Regions from separate parts of the Homo sapiens genome. Here region 1 is linked to region 2. The links are chromatin contacts, found by POLR2A ChIA-PET in ENCODE. All regions are on one chromosome and are shown on one strand. Each heading gives the region's core, a stretch centred on a gene start or an enhancer-like site at or near the end of the contact. The rest is flanking DNA. Distances are from core to core; before and after follow the strand shown.

Evidence for each region. ChIA-PET counts read pairs that join two places held with the same protein, here RNA polymerase II (POLR2A).
Region 1: POLR2A ChIA-PET joins it to region 2 with 11 read pairs in OCI-LY7. The contact joins the promoter of RAB14 here to the enhancer-like site in region 2. POLR2A ChIA-PET finds 5 or more read pairs at or near these places in 2 of 52 experiments (OCI-LY7 and WTC11).

What each region holds. Positions count from the first base shown.
Region 1 is chr9:121,200,236-121,203,515 of GRCh38, reverse strand. RAB14 (RAB14, member RAS oncogene family) reads left to right here and starts at 1,647. Exons shown (of 8, transcript NM_016322.4): 1 at 1,647-1,877. It also overlaps a transcript of GSN not described here and the pseudogene RN7SL181P. RefSeq lists enhancers at 1,066-1,225, 1,496-1,715, 1,534-2,033 and silencers at 1,726-2,195, 2,216-2,465.
Region 2 is chr9:120,435,367-120,438,488 of GRCh38, reverse strand. It overlaps CDK5RAP2 (CDK5 regulatory subunit associated protein 2), which reads left to right. Exons shown (of 38, transcript NM_018249.6): 25 at 962-1,194. Among named protein-coding and RNA genes, the nearest start is that of CDK5RAP2, 140 kb to the left of the region's middle. Within about 2 kb of position 1,393, at least 8 of the 41 ENCODE cell types and tissues checked have a DNase peak (open chromatin) inside an H3K27ac peak, as active enhancers do.

The sequences.
Region 1 (3,280 bases), core at 398-2,897, 760 kb before region 2:
TTAGGCACAGTACAGTATGCACAGGGCTTAGGGCCTCCAATACTTTTAGGGGCCAACAAAAATGAATATTTATTTATTTTAGAGACAGGGTCTCCCCATGTTGCCCAGGCTGGAGTGCAGTGGCTGTTCACAGGTATGATCCCATTACTGATCAGCACGGGAGTTTTGACCTGCTCCATCTCCGACCTGGGCCGGTTCATCCCTCCTTAGGCAACCTGGGTGGTCCCTCCCTCCTGAACTTAAGTGCAGACACTCTATCTAGTGACACAGTGCACTACAGCCCAGAACTCCTGGGCTCAAGCGATCCTCTCTCCTCAGCCTCCCCAGTAGCTAGGATTACAGGCGCAGACTACCAGCCCTCCTTGCTTACGTTCCTTTTTTTTTTTTTTTTGAGACAGTCTCGCTCTGTTGCCCAGGCTGGAGCGCAGTGGCGCGATCTCGGCTCACTGCAAGCTCCGCCTCCCGGGTTCACGCCGTTCTCTTGCCTCAGCCTCCCGAGTAGCTGGGACTACAGGCGCCCGCCACCACGCCCGGCTAATTTTTTTGTATTTTTAGTAGAGACGGGGTTTCACCGTGTTAGCCAAGATGGTCTCGATCTCCTGACCTCGTGATCCGCCCGTCGTGGCCTCCCAAAGTGCTGGGATTACAGGCGTGAGCCACCGCGCCCGGCCGGCTTACATTCTTTTAAAGTCAGAAGAAAAAAATGAACTTTCAGGTCAGAGAAAATATTTTGTTATATAATATTGATACGTCATGTTTATATCAATGCAGTTGTAAAATATGTTAAATATTTATACATATATTTAACTTACATGTGTGTGAAATATATGTGTGTGTGTAATGTACAAGCCACAAGGCAAAAGTGCTCAGGGTCCAAGAAAGTCAAAACGTGTCCCTGCACCCGAAAAGCACGAAACCTTCTGGGGCAGTGATTATGGCAGAGCAAGTTGGAAGATGGCAGGTGGTAGACAAATTGTGAAAAATATCACATTTCTCTCACCCTGTCAAAGGCAACCCCAAAGTGAAGTCAAAATAGAGATGAAATGCAGGGTCACTTCCTAGCTGCGTGATCTTGGACAAGAGAGTTGACCAACCTGAGCCTCAGTTTCTCCATGGATACAATGGGGATGCGTGCCTCCGACGTTTGTTGGACAGGACCGGTATATACGAAGCATACAGCGGTATATACAGTAAATGCCCCCATAAATACACGTTGAATGAATGCAGTAAATGCATGCTTAGCATGGTGGCCAGTATACGGTAAGCGTCCAATAAGTGGTAAATGTTGGCTTTAAAAATTGTTCAAAAGTCTCCACGAGCGACAACCCTAGTTCTCCAAGACGCAGGCGCACCCCACCAGGTTCCACGCAGACCTGCGCAGTAGCTCCCCCAAGAGGCGAGGACACGCGACTGCGCTTGCGCATACGCGCTTTCCACCTTCCCTCCGGGCGCGAGCGCCCGTGGGGCGGGCCTCAGCGGCGGCGCGACAAGTCCAGAGGTGAGGGCTGAGGAAGGGGCGTGGCTAGCGGGCTGGCCTCAGCCACCCTCTTCCGGGCTCCGCCAGCTGCGCGCGCATCTTCTCCCCCTTCTTTTGTGGTCCGGCCCATTGCGAGGGTGACAGGAAACCCTGTGCAGGGAGCGCCGCCATCTTGGACCAGCCCGAGGAAGATACTGAGGGAGCACAGGAGCAGTCACCGCTGCCACTGCTACTGCCGCTACTGCTGCCGGCGCGTCTGCACCTCTCGGCCTGCCAGTGTACCTGCCGGCGCCTCGGTCGACCGCCCCCGCCCCCTCTCCCGCTGCGTCCGCACTCCTGTTCCTGGTCCTGACGCCCCCCTCCCGCCCGGAAAGCTGCCCAGCCACCAGCAACCCCCCAGGTAACCCGGGCCTTCCGTAGTGTCCGGCCGGCTGATACCTCCTCGCGCCGGGTTCTTCAGAGGGGCGTGTGTGGGGACGGTGGAGACTGGGCCGCAGGCGGGCGGCGCCCCGGGGCCAGGCCCCGTCAGGCCGTGGCTAGCCCGTGGGTCGGCGGTGAGCGCCGCGGCGCCGGCCTGACAGGACTCCTGGGCGGGGGCGGAGGTGTCCCCTGCGCGGCTCCGGCCTGAGCCTCCTGCCCTCCCCAACCGGCGGGGCGCTCCGAGGCGTGCAGGGAAGGGTGTGTTCCGGCCTCGCCTTCCCCGCCTTCTCGGCGCGGCTGGGCAGGACCGCATCTCCCGCGGGCCCCCCTCTCGCCGCTGTTCCCCGCGGCCGCAGCCCGCCCCCGCAGGGTGTACCCACGCGTGCCGCGCCGCCCTGCAGCCCGCAAGCCCCAGACGTGGCGGTCCCGTCCCGTAGGCCGCGTCTGGCTCTGAGTACAAAGGCAGCTCTTCGCAGCCCTCTTGGCGTCTCGGGGCAGCTCCGGTGTCCTTGTCGATGTGGGGAGCCCGGCCCTGCAGCCGGGCCGGGCCGGGGCCGGGGTCTGGGTCTGTGCGCCTGTGCTTGCGATGTCCTGGTTTTGGTGCGTTCCTGTGAGGCCCGTGGACAGCCTCTACGGCCCTGAACCTACAGAGCATCTAGAAATAAGAGAAAGTTGTGGCATTTCTAGAATCTAAGAGAAGACGACAGAGCTGGAGTGTTTTAAGCGTTTTAACTGTGGGCCAGGTACATATTTATGTATTTTTGTACCTATTTATCTTGCCCCGCGTAGCCCTCGGAGATAAGTTGTCTCCACTTCATAAGTGAGGAAACTGAGGCCTAAAGTTGTGATGTGTGTCTGGCTGTTGATGGTACATTACAAACTGGCTTCGGCTCACACTGTGGCTGGTGGTTTCTGTACTACATTCAAAAATTAGGCTAGGGTTACAGACATGACCATTTATAATGTAGTTACAACTTTATTCCTTTTTTACTGTGTTCGCATTGGATGACAGCTGATTACCCTTTTATGACCTAAAGTCCATAAAGTCAACCACTACACTGGCAAATCCTCATGCTTACAAACCCCAAAGGAGAGATGCCAGGATTTCAGTTTCATATATGAAGAAGAAACGGGTTCCAAGAGGACAGGTGCCTTCCTGGTGACCCCACAGCAAGTGTCAGAGCCCAGATTTGAACTCTTGCAAAGTTTACTGCTCATTTCGTTACTATCCCAACTGCCTTTAAAAAATTCTTTTATTTTTCTAAGGTAAATATTGTAGAGGAACAACTGCCTTTTATTTAGATTTGATTGTTGAAGACAAACTTGACCTTGCAGTAATCCAGCTCCTACCCCTTTATTCCCCCAAGCCTTTCCAAATTTTTT
Region 2 (3,122 bases), core at 144-2,643:
TACTCATGAGTTACCCATGTTTACCCATGTTACTCCAGTACTCACATGATACTGGCCCCCACCTTTAATGCTGGTATCATGTAATCTGCATGTGCACACTCTATGTTGAAGGTGACTGCCAGCCCATGTAGTGTTGTCATTTCCAGGAAGGAGAAAATTATGTTGAACTGAAGTGTCAACATCTTTGCCAAGCTACTCTCTGGAGCAAGGTTATTGTGGCCAGTTTACATGAGTCACATTTCCCTTAACCTGTTTACTTCTCAGTGTCTTTCTCTTATGGGCTCACGTAGGAAAAGGTGGCACATGACGGTAAAAAGGTAATATTGCATAATGATCTTCAAAGTGAGAATTGTGTTTGAATCCAAAATCTTTACCACTTAATTAGCTTTGCAGTCAGTTTATTCTTCTGTAAAAGGGGACATTTATACATTTGTTGGAAGACTGAGAGGATCAGATAACATATAAAGCACTGAATTCAGTTACTGACAGGTCCTAGACCCTCAGTAAATGGTAGTTAGCATCATGATTATTCAGTGACGTTTTGTTCGGGAGGAGAGAGTCCTGTCTTTTTTTCTTTGTGGTACACTTTCTTTATCACACTTCATGAGAATTTTTGGTAGATCCTCTGACCCTTGGGGCACTTGTTTCTACAATTCAGAATAGTATTTTTGAAGAGTGTATGGAAACTTATTGTTTGCCTGAGTTCTTGCCAATCTGTACTTTAATTGGGGGCTTTATAAGGTTAAAAATGTTGCAGAAGAATCTTTGTTCCAGCCTTTGTTGGCTGTGTGAAATCAAAGAAGAGCTGACCTTGTACAGTTTCAATTTTTCTAAAAGTATATATACTTGTACAGCTGCAGGCTTTTAAAAATTGTACTCTGTCATTTTTCCAATTAGTGTTAAGGTCACAAAAATTCAATTCTAAAATGGTCCAAGTATTTTCTTTCCCCTCTTTTATCAGATACGATTCATTAGTTCAGTCCCAAGCCAGGGAGCTCTCCCTTCAACGGCAGCAGATTAAGGATGGCCATGGCATCTGTGTCATCTCCCGTCAACACATGAACACCATGATTAAGGCATTTGAGGAGTTGCTGCAGGCCAGTGATGTGGATTACTGTGTGGCCGAGGGTTTCCAGGAACAGCTGAATCAATGTGCTGAGCTGCTGGAGAAATTGGAAAAGCTATTTCTCAACGGTAGGTAGGGTGAGGTACGCGAGTCTTAAGACATCAGTAATTGACCCAGGACTTCTTGGAGGGGCACAGGAGGAGCTAACTCCTTGGCCTTAGTTATCTTTCACCCCTCTGCCTTGATGAGGTGACAGCAGAACCACACTGGCTGCTGCTTCCTCCCAGTGACCACTTCCACATGGCTTGTGGTCGGCACTGTTACAAACCAGGAGTCCAGTTTAGACGCCTCAGGGGCCGGGCTGGTGAGGTACATGAGTGAAGCCAGCCAGAAGGCACTGCCTCTCACTCAGCAGTGGTCACGTAGTTGCCAGTTCTTGCATCTTACAAATTTTCCAGAAAAGATGGGATTTTTTATTTATTTATTTTTTTTTGTGAAAACTCATGTGTTTTAAATGTTGGCAAGCAAAAAATCCAGTCAACCAAGCAAAATTTTTATCAGTTAAAAAGTATATCGAAGAGTTAAGGATGGCCAGAGGAAGGGTGAAAGAAACCTTTGCTATGTGCTAGGTAAAATTTTTAAAATAATTTTTTTTTGAGACTACAGCAAAGAACTCCCATTTACTGTGCACCCAGCTTCATCAGTTGTTAGCATTTGCCACATTTGTTTTATCTTTCCCTGTCTGTACACACACGCGCTCTATTATTATCTTTCTGAGCTCTATGAGAGTGGATTGATGCTATGATGTTCCTTTCTCCCTAGATAATTCAGGGTGTGGTTCCTCAGACCAAGGAAATTCTCGTGCATAACCATGGTATTGTTATCACAATCAGAAAAGGTGTTGTCTAATATACTATTATCTAATATACAGCCTATATTTGAATTTTTATAATTAATTCAATAATGTCTTTTATGACAGTTTATTCTGGATCCTGATCCTGGTCCGGGATCCAGTCTCCACGTTACATTTAGTTGTCATGTGTCTCTCGTCTCCTTTAATCCGGAGTAGTTCCTCACCCTTTCTTCTTTTCGTGATGTGAACATACTTCAATAGTTCAGGCTAGCCCCTCGCTTTGGGATTATCTGTTCTTTCCGCAAGACTCAATTCATGATTAGATTAAATTGGTTAGATTAGATTGGCTATGCAGTTTTGGCAGGAATGCTGCATAAGAGATTATTTTGTTCTTATGGTGTTTTCTTAAGGAGGCACACAATATTAATCCCGTTTTTGGTGATATTAACTTTGATCACTTCCTTAAGGTAATGTCTGTCAGTTTTCTCCAGTGTAAATTATATTAACCTGTGTAATGAATAATTTGTAGAAGATACTTTGTTATTCTGTAAGTATTCTCTTCCTCTTCAAACTTCTACCATGAGTTTTACCATATATTGATGATTCTTGTCTGAGTCAAATGTTCCTATGACAGTTTTTTTCTAACACTAACATTTTTTAATCACATTCCTTCTTCATTTATATTAGGTGGCATGTACTAGAAGAATGCATTCTCTATTAATTCCTTTTATTACTATATTTCTTGTTTGTTTATGATCAGTGTGGGCTTAAAGATTCTTATTTTATTCAATGGACTATTATCCATTCTGACATTCATATTATATTGTCCCAGATTTGGTAAGTGGCAGTTTCTTTTGACATGTCTCCATCTTTTTGGGAGTACGTCCTTACTTTCTGGGACAAAATAGATTTTCCATGCTCATCCTGTACTGCTTCTGCCCTGAATGAGCCATTTCTCCAAGAGCCTTGATTCCTTTTAGTGAGGAATGATATTTAACCACCAAGATTTGGTGCTAGGTGTGTTCATTGCTACGAGGGTATCATTGTGTCTAGGCCCTTTAGCAGGCGTGTGTGTGTGTGTGTGTGTGTGTGTGTGTGTAAATGTGTAATTTATTTTTTAAAAAAATCATTACTTCACAATGGTGCCTTTAATTCCAGTCCAGACTCACTGGGTTCTTTCCTGTTTTTCCCGCTTCCACATTT